Regions from separate parts of the Homo sapiens genome. Here regions 1 and 2 are each linked to region 3. Evidence: chromatin contacts called from ENCODE Hi-C or POLR2A ChIA-PET data. All regions are on one chromosome and are shown on one strand. Each heading gives the region's core, a stretch centred on a gene start or an enhancer-like site at or near the end of the contact. The rest is flanking DNA. Distances are from core to core; before and after follow the strand shown.

The links. Hi-C counts contacts between places; a loop is a spot of excess contacts on that map. ChIA-PET counts read pairs that join two places held with the same protein, here RNA polymerase II (POLR2A). Pooled maps may share reads with other maps.
Region 1: a map of PC-9 shows a loop between it and region 3 (4-fold over the local background). The contact joins two enhancer-like sites. A Hi-C loop is called at or near these places in 1 of 168 maps with a recorded cell type or tissue (PC-9) and 5 of 50 pooled maps. POLR2A ChIA-PET finds 5 or more read pairs at or near these places in 3 of 52 experiments (A673, BJ and WTC11).
Region 2: a loop to region 3 is called in a pooled map, with 6 times the contacts of the local background. The contact joins the promoter of RPL36 here to the enhancer-like site in region 3. A Hi-C loop is called at or near these places in 1 of 168 maps with a recorded cell type or tissue (ascending aorta) and 6 of 50 pooled maps. POLR2A ChIA-PET finds 5 or more read pairs at or near these places in 1 of 52 experiments (HEK293).

The regions. Positions count from the first base shown.
Region 1 is chr19:5,575,358-5,579,788 of GRCh38, reverse strand. It overlaps the pseudogene SNRPEP4. Among named protein-coding and RNA genes, the nearest start is that of TINCR, 9.6 kb to the right of the region's middle. Within about 2 kb of position 1,593, at least 4 of the 41 ENCODE cell types and tissues checked have a DNase peak (open chromatin) inside an H3K27ac peak, as active enhancers do.
Region 2 is chr19:5,687,123-5,691,544 of GRCh38, reverse strand. RPL36 (ribosomal protein L36) reads right to left here and starts at 1,250. Exons shown (of 4, transcript NM_033643.3): 1 at 1,218-1,250; 2 at 945-1,039; 3 at 92-226; 4 at 1-13. The coding sequence starts at 1,037. It overlaps HSD11B1L (hydroxysteroid 11-beta dehydrogenase 1 like), which reads right to left. Exons shown (of 8, transcript NM_198706.3): 6 at 4,170-4,263; 7 at 3,877-4,042; 8 at 3,023-3,792. The coding sequence ends at 3,600. RefSeq lists silencers at 139-188, 4,007-4,066, 4,307-4,422 and enhancers at 1-421, 422-947, 948-1,473, 1,529-1,578, 3,330-3,829.
Region 3 is chr19:5,287,109-5,291,043 of GRCh38, reverse strand. The region is part of intron 1 of PTPRS (protein tyrosine phosphatase receptor type S); the gene reads left to right. Among named protein-coding and RNA genes, the nearest start is that of PTPRS, 52 kb to the left of the region's middle. Within about 2 kb of position 2,186, at least 7 of the 41 ENCODE cell types and tissues checked have a DNase peak (open chromatin) inside an H3K27ac peak, as active enhancers do.

The DNA of each region.
Region 1 (4,431 bases), core at 344-2,843, 290 kb before region 3:
TTGAGCAACAGAGCAGGCAGGAACATGGGGACCTGGGGCCGCAGTGGCTGATCAGGGATGGGACCACCAGCCTGTAGGGTTTCTTCTTCTTGAGAAGAAGAGAGCCAGCCCTCCTCGAAGGGTTTGAGGGTAACACTCAAATGTCTCTCTTCAGGCCTTTCCTTGCTTGAGATCCAAATCCTCACTGTCCCCGTGTCCCCGGTCTCCCCATGCCATGACCACTTTCACCTCCAGGAAGCTAGAACCAGCCAGCCCTGGGGAAGGAGGGGCGAGCCACACTGGACTCAGGGCCCTGGCTCTGTTTGGACAAAGACACAGCAGGGGGGGCCACAAGCCGCCTCCAGTTTTGGGATCCCTGCTCCAAAGACCAGAACATAGGAGCAAGCAGGCTGGCAGAACTGGTGGGCACAGCTGGGCATGGTGCCTCACACCTGTACTCCAAGCACTTTGGGAGGCCGAGGCAGGCAGATCACTTGAGACCAGCCTGGTCAACATGGTGAAACTCCATCTCTACTAAAAACACAAAAATTAGCCAGGTGTGGTGGTGCACGCCTGTAATCCCAGCTACTCGGGAGGCTGAGGCAGGAGAATCACTTGAATCTGGGAGGTGGAAGTTACAGTGAGCTGAGATCACACCACTGCACTCCAGTCTGGGCAACAGAGCGAGACTCTGTATTAAAAAATAGATATAATTAGCCAGGCACGGTGGCTCATGTCTGTAATCCCAGCACTTTGGGAGGCTGAGGTGGGTGGATCACCTGAGGTCAGGAGTTCGAGATCAGCCTGGTCAACATGGCAAAACCTTGTCTCTACTAGAAATACAAAAATTAGCAGGGCATGGTGGCGCATGCCTGTAATCCCAGCTACTCGGGAGGCTGAGGCAGGAGAATCTCTTGAACCTGGGAGGTGGAGGTTGCAGTGAGCTGATGTTGCACCACTGCACTCCAGCCTGGGCGACAGAGTGAGAGTCCGTTGGGTATCACACCCCCACTCACTCAGCCCCTGGCTGAGTCATAGCAGGTGGACACTCATGGGGACCAAGACGCCGTTGAGGGACGGGACCCAAGAGATGCGGCTATAAGTGGGGTGTGCTGGGTCACTGGAGATGCCTGGCTTGCTTATTGACGAAGCCTCAGGCTCTGGAGGTGGGGGAAGCCGTGGGGGAGGGAAGGGGAGAAAAAAGAGGGATGGAGAGATAAAGACACCGAGACACAGAAAAAGAGAGATTCAGGGAGAAGAGAGACAGAGACTGAGACACAGAGTGAAACAGACGCACACACACAGGGACGCAAATAGACAAAAGCAGAAACAGATGAACCCAGGACCTGCACAGATGTGGATCTGCACTTGGGGCAGCCGGGCCCTCTACTCCATGTGCCCACTAGGTGGCGCCCAAGAGCCACGCTCTGCAACGCAGCCGACCCGGTTGGGCCCCTCCTGCCGCGGAAGCCCCCATCTCTCTGCCCGCCCAGCGTTTCCCCCACGGGCCCAACACCACCTTTGTGGGAGGCCCTGGAGGCGCAGGTGGAGGCTGGAATGGGGGCTTCCTCAAGGGTCGAGGGTCTCCAGAGCCTCCCAACCCGGCCCCCGGTAGGCGAAGGCCCTGGTTGTGTCTGTGCTTCTCTTAGAGTGAGTTTGTATTGGTCTCAGGAGTGGACGTGCCTGCTTCTGTCTTGGGGTGTGGATCTGGTGAATCTCCGTGTGTGAGGCTTAAGGCCGTGTGTCTCTCTGTGTGCATCTGTGTTTGTCATGGGGCGTGTGTCCGTGTGTGTCTGTGTTTGCTCTGGGGGGCATGTGTCTCTGCGCATGTGACTACGTGTCTCATTTTTCTCTTGCTACATATCATGGCTGTATTTGCCTTGGGTGTGTCTGTGTCTCTGTGTGACTGACTTCTCCTCATGCTGTGTACATTTTGGTGTATCCGGGCTGGCGAGTGACTTGATGTGTGCCTCATGTCTCCGCCCCCCTTGGAAAGCTGCCTCTCCCGCCCCTGCTCACCTTTCCTGGCGGCTCTGTATAGAGTCACCAAAGAATTCAAGAACTGAAATATTTATGAAGTGCTTCCTGGGGTCCCCTGGAGAGACAGGAGCGACTGTTCATGGAGCTGTGTGTCTGTGGGTCTGACCAAACGAGATTTAGATCCTGCTCAAACTAAGCACCTACTATGTGCCAGGCCTTGGCTCGGGTACTGCCTTCATGCTATGCATTCAGTTTCCTCATCTGTAAAATGGGCCTGATATTCGGCCGGGCGCGGTGGCTCATGCCTGTAATCCCAGCACTTTGGGAGGCCGAGGCGGGCGGATCACAAGGTCAGGAGATCGAGATCATCCTGGCTAATACGGTGAAACCCCGTCTCTACTAAAAATACAAAAAATTAGGGCCGGGCGCGGTGGCTCACGCCTATAATCCCAGCACTCTGGGAGGCCGAGGCGGGCGGATCACGAGGTCAGGAGATCGAGACCATCCTGGCTAACACGGTGAAACCCTGTCTCTGCTAAAAGTACAAAAAATTAGGGCCAGGCGCGGTAGCTCACGCCTGTAATCTCAGCACTCTGGGAGGCCAAGGCAGGCAGATCACGAGGTCAGGAGATTGAGACCATCCTGGCTAACATGGTGAAACCCCGTCTCTGCTAAAAAAAAATAGCTGGGCGTGGTGGCGGGCGCCTGTAGTCCCAGCTACTTGGGGGGCTGAGGCAGGAGAATGGCCTGAACCCGGGAGGCGGAGCCTGCAGCGAGCCGAGATCGCGCCACTGCACTCCAGCCTGGGCAACAGAGTGAGACTCTGTCTCAAAAAACAAAACAAAACAAAATAAATTATAAAAAAAAAAAAAAAATGGGTGAAATTCCACCATGGCGTACCGTGGCCAGGGCCAGAAAGTGCAGAAGGTTATGGTGCAGCCCATCAGCCTCATCTTCAGATACTTACAAAATAGATCGCGGATTCAGGTGTGGCTCTATGAGCAAGTGAATATGCGGATAGAAGGCTGTATCATTGGTTTTGATGAGTATATGAACCTTGTATTAGATGATGCAGAAGAGATTCATTCTAAAACAAAGTCAAGAAAACAACTGGGTCGGATCATGCTAAAAGGAGGTAATATTACTCTGCTGCAAAGTGTCTCCAACTAGAAATGATCAATGAAGTGAGAAATTGTTGAGAAGGATACAGTTTGTTTTTAGATGTCCTTTGTCCAATGTGAAGATTTATTCATATTGTTTTGATTACCGTTGTGTTACTACAAGATGGCAATAAATACTATGGGATTGTTTGTGTTAAAAAAAATGGGCTTGATATTAGCATCTATCTCATAGCATTGCTATGAGGTGAGTTGAGGTTTATAAAACCTTGAACACTCCTGGAGCATGCTAAAGACTCAATGTGATAAATTATCTCAGGCTGGGTGTGATGGCTCACGCCTGGAATCCCAGCACTTTGAGAGGCCAAGGTGGGCAGATTAGTTTTGAGCCCAGGAGTTCGAGACCAGTCTGGGCAACATGGCAAAACCCTGTCTCTACAAAATAATAATTATAATAATAATAACAATAACAACAATAATAATAATAATACAATAATTAGCCACGCGGGATGGTGTGCACCTATAGTCCCAGCTACTCGGGAGGCTGAGGTGGGAGGATCACTTGAGCCCAGGAGGCGGAGGTTGCAGTGAGCTGAGATCACGCCGCTCTGCTCCAGCCTGGGTGACACAGAGCCAGACCTTCCCTCAAAGAAAAAAAAAAAAAAGGAAAAATCACCTCATTTAATTCTAATAACTACAAGCACATCTATTAACCTATGGGTCAGTGGGGAGCCCCTGAGAATTCTTCACTCACTGCTAAGAACTTGAGGGTTGTCAAAAAGGCCTAAATAGATTGGATGCTTGGACGTCTGTCTGCATAAAAACTTTCCTTTTAGCTCAGCTCAGCGGTTCTCAAACTTCAGAAAACTGAGTAGACGGGATCATGCTGGGTATAAAAATCAGGGGCATGAGTTGTTTCAGACATTGGGAACTCAGCGGTGAATAGAACAGACAAAATAGCCGTTGGGGAGTTTCTGTTCTGATGGGGAAAAGATAATAAATGAGGTTGTCACTCAACAAATGTGAGTCATTATGGTTATTTTCCATCAAAGACTTTCAATATACTTTGCCATTTCGCCCTCCAGAAAGATGGGACTTGGTACTAACTTATCCCAGCAATGTATGCAAGTGCTCACTGCCTTGTACCTTCACAAAAACTATTATTGGATCTTTTTGTCAAATATTAGAGTGGTGAAATTCTTTTTTTTTTTTTGAGACGGAGTTCACTCTTGTTGCCCAGGCTGGAGTGCAATGGCACAATCTCGGCTCACCGCAACCTCCACCTCCCAGGTTCAAGCACTTCTCTTGCCTCAGCCTCCCGAGTAGGTGGGATTACAGGCATGCGCCACCATGC
Region 2 (4,422 bases), core at 1-2,500, 400 kb before region 3:
TGTGCGTCCCCACCTGCCAGGGACGAGGCCGCCGTCAGCCCGGCCCTGACTCCCATCCCACCCCGCCCCTCGGCCGGCAGCGCCCACCTACCCTTTTCTTGATAAATTTGAGGGCCCGTTTGTCCTTGGAGACCTTCAGTAACTCCATGGCGCGCCGCTCGTACGGGGCAAAGCCACACACCTCCCGAATCATGTCCCGCACGAACTTGGTGTGTTTGGTCAGACGCTAGGGGGGAAAGGGGCGGCCGTCAGGGTAGGGGGATCCCTGCATTCTAGTTAAGCAGCTTCTCTCGCGCTGCCGCGATTTCCCTGGCTACTTCCTCCCCTCTGTGGGTAGCTGTGAGAACCAAGGTATTAACGCCTAGCGCTTTTCGCCGCGCCCGGAGCAGCTCCCATCCTCCCTAAGTCCCAGTCTCCGCAACACTGGCAGGACGCACCTGGAGTCTGGGCTGCCTGCTGAATAAAGGCGCCCAATACACTGACACACCTGAAATCCCTCAACCTCACACACCGCAACCTCGGGCCAGCTCCATGAGCGAACTCCTTACTCCTGCGTCAGAACCCCAAACCCGCTGCCCGCTTAATAAAGGCGCCCAATACACTGACACACCTGAAATCCCTCAACCTCACACACCGCAACCTCGGGCCAGCTCCATGAGCGAACTCCTACTCCTGCGTCAGAACCCCAAACCCGCTGCCCCGCGCCGCTCTCAAGGTGCTCCCTCTGCCCCAGCGTGGATTGCACGGTTGGGAAAAACCCAGATGGGTGCCCGCCTTCGAGCACCAGGCAGGAAGTCCCACTCCCCCACCCCATCTCTTCCATTCAAGCCCCCCTTAGTTCTGCGCCCGAACGCGCGTTCTTTCAGGTCGAGAGCCTTTGCCCAAGCCATGCCCTCCGCCCTCCAAGAAACCCCCGACAACCTCCGCGCGGCACCCGCACTCACCCCGCGGCGTCGGCTGTGCCTGGGCTTGCTCACGTTCTTGGTCACTTTGTGGCCCTTGTTGAGGCCCACGGCCATAGGGTAGCGTAGGGCCATGGCTGCGGACAGCGACGGGGAGAAGGGGCGGAGGTGAGTACCGGCTCAGTTCCCGAGGCCCAGAGCCCCGCGTCCCGGCTCCTTCAGCCTCGCTCGCCACAACCAACCATCCTCCAACCTGCACAGAGGACCCGGGAGTCCGGATGGCGGCGGATACCGGCAGTGCGGGAAACCACTTACCTGCTGCTCTCCAGAGACGGCCGTGGCGGAAGGGCTGGCGCCGCGCGGAACTCCGGGATATCTACTCGGCTCAGGAGGCGCAGGCCAGAGAGGCAAGAACGGCACGCGCTCCCCCTGGCGGCTGGAGTCTTCCCCGCCGTTGCGCTGAGCATGCGCGACCGAGCTCCCTGAGCATGCGCGTTTACTCCTGCGAGCCCGGGAGCTGGAGTCGGAACCAGTGGAGGTGGCTATGGCTGCTCTCCTCCCTCTGCCTGTGAAATGAGTTCGAATCCCAACTCCGCCTATTTCGGGCCGACCCTGCATCGACGACATCACCTCTCAGAATTTCTTCACTTGTAGAGCGGGAATAATAATACCAAACTGTATGAACTGTTAAAACGCCCATTAGGCCGGGCGCGGTGGCTCACGCCTGTAATCTCAGCACTTTGGGAGGTCGAGGCATGTGGATCACGAGGTCAGGAGCTCGAGACCAGCCTAATACGGTGAAACCCCGTCTCTACTAAAAATACAAAAAATTAGCCAGGCGTGGTGGTGGGCACCTGTAGTCCCAGCTACTCGGGAGGCCGAGGCAGGAGAATGGCGTGAACCCAGGAGGCAGAGCTTGCAGTGAGCCGAGATCGTGCCACTGCACTCCAGCCTGGGCGACAGAGCAAGACTCCGTCTCAATAAATAAATAAATAAATAAATAAATAAATAAATAGCCAGGCGTGGTGGCATGCTCCTGTAATCCCAGCTACGCAGGAGGCTGAGGCAGGAGAATTGCTTGAGCCCAAGAGGCAGAGGTTGCAGTGAGCCGAGATCGCACCACTGCACTCCAGCCTGGGCGACAGAGCGAAACTCCATTTAAAAAAAAAGGTATTGGTTTTGTTATCAATTGGTCAAGCTCTAGACTAGGTCTGAATACAGCAACGTGTAATAGTGCCCCTTGCGGACATCTGATGTAATTTAGGTGGTGTAGGGACGGGACGCTAAATAACTGAATCGGGTGGCAGAAACACACAAGTTTCCAGTTTTTCTCCTTTAATGCTACTAATATACAAGAAGAGAGTCTCAATTTAGGGCTGCTCTAATTAGGGTTAGCGCTTTCATGTTTTTTCCAGACAGGGTCTTGCTCTGTCGCCCAGGCTAGAGTGCACTGCTGTAATCATAGCTTATTGTAGCCTTGACTTCCAGGGCTCAAGTGATCCTCCTGCCTTAGCCTCCTTAGCTGGGACCACAGGCACATGCCACCACGCCTGGCTAATTTTTTAATTAAAATATTTGTTTGTGGCCGGGTGCAGTGGCTGACACCTGTAATCCCAGCACTTTGAGAGGCCGAGACAGGGGGATCACCTAAGGCTAGGAGTTCGAGACCAGCCTGGCCGACATGGTAAAACCCCGTCTCTACTAAAAATACAAAAAGTCAGGCGTTGTGACCCACACCTGTAATCTGAACTATTTGGGAGGCTGAGGCACAAGAATCGCTTGAACCCCGGAGGCAGAGGTTGCAGTGAGCCTAGATCGCACCACTGCACTCCAGCCTGGGCGATAGAGTGAGACTCCGTCTAATAAATAAATAAATAAAGACAGGGTTTCACCATGTTGGCCAGGCTGGTCTCAAACTCCTGACCTCAAGTGATCTGCCCACCTTGACCTCTCAAAGTGCTGGGATTATAGGCGTGAGCCACTGCTCCTGGCCCTCTCAGCCTCCATTTCCCCACCTGTGAAATGGGATTGAGAGTCAAGGCCCCTGATACACACACCCCCTCCCGCTGCCCGCTGGCTGCTAGCAAATTGGAATTACCAAGGAATTTGAACAACAGATATGCAAGAGAAGAAGAGTTTTTATTCTCGAACAAGAGGCTGGGTCCAGCTCAGAACACACTCTTTCCCTCCTCCTCCCGCTCAGACCCTGCCACCAGGTAGACGAACAGTGTAGACGCCCCTGCAGGTGTGAAGAGTACCAGAGACCCCAGCTAGGGGAAGCTGGCAGGAGTTGGGGGGGTTCCTCCCAGATGGAATGAATGGAAAGAATAAATCAGGGACTTAAAGGCGCAGGCAGGAGATGGAGAGGGGTCCATGGGTGGCTCAAGGGTGGCGTGGCCTCTCTGAGCCTTAGTTTCCTCATCTGCAAAATGGAAGCAGTCACGTCATCAATCATGGCCAAACAGGTGAGGCCTTGCAAGTCCCCGACAAAGGCGCCTAACACGGGGCACCTGCACCTCCCAAGCCGTGACTGGTTCCAGGTGCCCGTCGTTTTTCTCGGTTTTGCTTTTCTGTCTTGATGACTTCATCTTGGGCTGTGGCCACCCTCTCAGGGGTGTCTCTGTGAGTGTTCTGGCTCCAGGGACAGTTGGAGGGAGGAACATTGCCGTCTGGGACTGGAGGGGCACCCCCCGGTGCTCAGGCTGCCGCGGCCGTGACGTTGAGCTCCTGGCGGATAAACCAGGCCCGCGGGCGCGGTAGCCAGCGCCGGAGCAAGCACAGCAGGCGGAAACGCCACGGGTAGAAGACGCCGGCCGCGCGCGTGGCGCCGCCGCGGATCACGGCCAGGGCTGCCTTGGGCCCCGGGGCCGCCTTGACCCTCGTGACTCCCCTGGGGACAGGAGGGCACGGTGGGGACTGCGGCTGGGGCTGGGCCATGGCCCCCAGCCCAGCCCCCAGCTTGTCCGGGCCTCACCTGACTGCCTCGGCGGCGGAGGCGCGATCTCGGAGGCCCAGGACGCACATGGTGATGGCCACGTTCACGTCCTGCACGTCCAGCTCCCGCCGCAGGGAGCCGAAGAAGCCGTCCAGCGCAAACTTGGCCGCCGAGTAGGGAGTGGAGAACGACGTGGGCACGCGGCCTGGGGGCGCGGACGGCAGCGGCTGAGTGGCTCCCCCTCGTCCGGGAAGCCTGCCCAGACCCTCCAGGCTCACCCGCATCGAGCTCCCCACTCCCCGTCCCGCAGAGCCGGGGCCGGGTGCACGCACCGAGCAGCGAGGACACCACCACCAGGGAGCCCTTGCTGTCCGTCAGGCTGGGCAGCGCCCGCGACGTCAGTTGCACGTAGCTCACAAAGTTTACCTGCAGGCGGCACTCGCGAGTCACCGGCAGAGGCGGAGCCCAGGGGCAGGGCGGGGCCAGAAACCCAGAGGGCGGGGCCAGGGCCGGGTCAGAGACGGGGCCAGAAACCCGGAAGGCGGGTCCGAGGGCGGGGTCAAGGCCGGAGCAGGGGCTTGGGCT
Region 3 (3,935 bases), core at 937-3,436:
CCCATTTCCTGATAGGGAGATAATGGCGCCCTGGGAGGGACAGTGGCTTGGCCAGAGCTGACTTGAGCCCACCAGTGGCCACAGAGCCTGTGCTTGCTGCCCAGGGGGGCCCTCGCTGCCTGTCCCTGCTTGAGTGGATGTGGGAGTGACCCAGGTGTCCAGGGAGGCTGGAGGCCAGGGTCCAGTCCTGGAAATGACGTTCCAGGCGGTGGCACGGGAGAGCTGTGGGTGGGGGGTGGATGTGAAGGTGGAGAGATTGTGCAGGGTCAGGGGTCTTTCCCCTGAGTCCCACTGCTGGCATAATCAGCCTCAGCTTCTCCTGCCCTGGGGCCATGGGATGGCCCCTGAGGGTTAGGACTAGGCCCCCAGACTCCCGCCCCAGGACAGGGCAGCATGGACTCTACAGCTGGAGCCTGGGCTGGGAGAGGCACCGGGAGCCTCCTCTGGCCCGAGGAGCCCCCGCCTCGTGCGGGTGACACAGCCTGTTTGCTGCCCGGCCTGGGTCATAATCACCCCTTTATGCTTCCTGGACCGCGTGGGCACACAAAGCCGGCTCCCAGATCGCGTGACCCATGCCCCGGCGCCTGGTTGGAATGAGTGCCCACTCGCCCCCCATTAGCACCGCGGGGGAGCCCCCAGAGGCGGCCAGCGGGCTCTACCAGTCCCAGAGAGAGTTGTCCAGAGATCTCGCAGTGGCCAGAGAAAGACACAGTCACAAGATTAAACGTGGGCTCTAGACCCAAGTCCCACCCCAGCTGGGGGCCTTGGCTGAGTCCCTGTTTTTCTGTGAGCCTCAGTTTCCTCATCTGTAAAAGTCAAGCGCCTGCCTCTGACCAGCTGCCGTGAGCTAGTGGTGGGCAGTGCAGCCCCTGAGAGCCAGGTGGGGCGGGCAGAGACCCTCCCTGAGCCCCACATGGGTTCAGCGTCCAGCGGTCACTCCCTCTCCTTCTCCCTAGCCCTGGCTCAGCCTCGCTGGCCACCATGGGCTGCCATGCTTTTCCTAACAGCCGTGTCATTTACTGGGAGCTTGCAGATTACTGCACCTGACTTAATTTCCCTTTCTTGGCAGTGGCAAGGCTGGTGGCCCAGGCTGCCTTTTGCAAGAGGACATGGTGGAGGGTTGGCCTGGCACCAACCTGGCCATTTCCCTCCCTGCCCAGGGCCACGTAGGGCTCCTGGCTGCTCTGTGGGTCTAGTCTATGTGCACCTCTCTGTCCTCATCTCTCCCCCTCTCCCTCCTAGGACCTCTCAGTGCTGCCCCCTTGCTCTTCCTCATGCTGTTTGTAGTGCAGAGACACCCTTGCCCCCAATTCCCATTCACCTTTTGGTCCTCAGCCAATATTAAATCCAGGAATGGCCCACGCAAAGGCCCGGGGGCAGGACTGGACTGCACTTGGGGTGTTGGAGAAATAGCAAGGAGGCCCATGCGGCTGGAGCAGAGGGAGGAGGGGGAGAAAGGGAGGAGGGGAGGGCACGGAGGGGACAGGGCAGGTCGTGCAGGACCTGGTGGGCCTCAGGAAGGACTTGGGCTTTGACCCCGAGGCAGGTGGGAGCCATGGAGGGCTGTGGGCAGAGGAAGGACGAGCCCTGACTCGGGTGCTTGCAGATGCTTTCTGGTTTCTGTGAGTGGAACAGATCAAGGGACAAGGGCGGGAGCTGGGAGACCACGATGGAGGTGACGACATCTGTCCAGGTCGGTGACAATGGGGCTGGAAGAAGTGGAGGCAGAAGAATGAGTAAGAAGTGGGCAGGTTGGGGACAGATTCTGAAGGCAGAGCTGATGGGACCTAGGGATCTTCTCTCCCAAATCCTCGCAGAGGACCTCACGCCTGGGGTTTTCGTGGAAGCAGGAGTCGGTGGGAGGATTGTGGGTGTGCAGGGTCCTATCCCCATCATGGGAGGTTCTCCTAGGGAGGATTGGCACCTAAGGGACCCCGGGATGTTTTGTCTTTGGTAGTGTCTGAACCCCACTCCCTGGGCCCCTCCCACCACCCTATTCCTGATACATCATCCAATGCCCCAAATGCTCCTGTTACTGTAGCCCCTCGTCCCTGCCCCTGACAGGCTGGAGTGGCGGATCTGGGGGGAGTCCATGGCCAGGCCCTGCCTGTCTGTGCCTGACTCAGCCCCATCCTGCGCAGACATCAGGGAGGTGTGGGCCCAACATGGCTTCTGCCGTGGGAGCCAGGGTGTAATTAGGGCTGCCTGGTTTAGAAGGTGGCTGATGCTGCCCTGAGGTCCTCGTGGGATGTGGGAGAGCCAGCTGTGGCTGGGGCCCTCCATATATGTGCCCCACCTGGGCTCTCTGTGCAAGTGACTCCTACCCATGCCCTCTGAGCTTCAGGTTTGCTATGCTGCCTCAGTTTCCCCAGAGGCTCTCTGCAGGCCTGCCCAGCTGCTCAAAGTGGTCTGGGACTGACCTCGCCCCCTCAGTGTGGCCAAGCAGATGTGCATTTCTGGGCAGGGCCAGCCGCTGTGGTCACCCTAGCCCCAGCTGGCCACAGGCTGTTTTCTCCATCTGGGGCCACCGCCTTCCTCGTTGGCAACTTTTGCTCTTAAAGGGCTAGGGCAGGGACTCAGAGTAAGGGACTGTGCTCTAGGCTTTATTTCCTTCATCTTCCCAGTCCCCAACTGGTTGTGTGCAAGGTGTACCTAGAGTCTGACTGTGTGTGTGCATGTCTGTGTAGCCTGCCTGTGTGCACATATGTGTGTAGGAAGGGAATCTGACTTTGCATATCTCTATTTGGCTGGCTGGCACATGCACCTGTGGTCTGCTGACTGACTGGCCTATCTATAGTCTGACAGTGTGCCGGCACCTGTGTCTGCGTGTGACTTTGACCGGCTTGTGCACCTGTAGGTATCTCTGATCTAATTGCATGTTTGCAGTTCCCTGTAACCCAACTGTGTATGTGTACTGCCTGCCCCACCATGACCCCTTATGTGTATCTTTTCTGGCTTGGTGTATGTCTGTGGTCTGATTTTGGGCCTGTCTGTGTTTGTGGTCTGACTATGTGCAAGTTTTATTTGCCTGATTGTGTGTGTGTGTGTGTGTGTGTGTGTGTGTGTGTGTGTGTGTGTGCCCGTCTCTGCTGCCTGACTGTGTGAATGCATTTGTTTCTGTGTCTCTTGCAGATATGCAACCGCTTGCAGTCTGACTGTGTGTCGGTGTGTATCGGTGGTTTGACTGTGTGCATCTGTGTATGTCTGTGGCGTGATTTAGCAGGCATCGTTCTCTGTGGCTGGTCTGACTGTATGCCTGTGGCCTAACTATGTACACTGAGGCCCCCCGAATCCCGTTCGTCACCCTAGGCTGTGACCCGGCCACTACCCGCCCATCCTTCCCCTGGGACCGCCCCAGGGCTGGGCGAGGTGACCGCAGCTGGGTATTTTGGGAGTCAGAATCACAGGGGCTGCCCCGTTATTATGCGCCACCAGTTCCTGTGGTCACGGCCTGGACCCGCCCAGGGCATGGGCTGGCATGGGTGCCAGCCTGACTAGGCAACAAAGATCTTATCCTTGGGCCTCTCCCTTCCCCTCCCTGGCCCTCTGACCTGGCTCTGGACAGAGTGGAGATTGGGGAGATGGGGAGGGGGCCATTCCAGGGTTCAAGGTATGTGACGAGGGACCCTTCTGCCCTGGAGGAGTTGAGGTTCTTGTGGGAGAAACGTGCTGAATGATTAACATCTTTTCATTTAGTTTGGGAACCAGGGTGAATACCACGGAGGATAACCTTAGTCATATCTGATGCTCCGGGATGTAGAATGTAGGGGGAATTGACCTTTGAGGGGCAGAGAAGGGTTTCCTGAGGAAGTGACAGCTAAGCTGAGACCTGTCATGTGGTGGGGACAGCATTCCAGGCAGAGGGCACAGCAGAAGCAAAGGCTTGGAGGTGGGACTGAGCTTGGCTGGCCTGGCTGTACCTCCAAGCGAGAGGA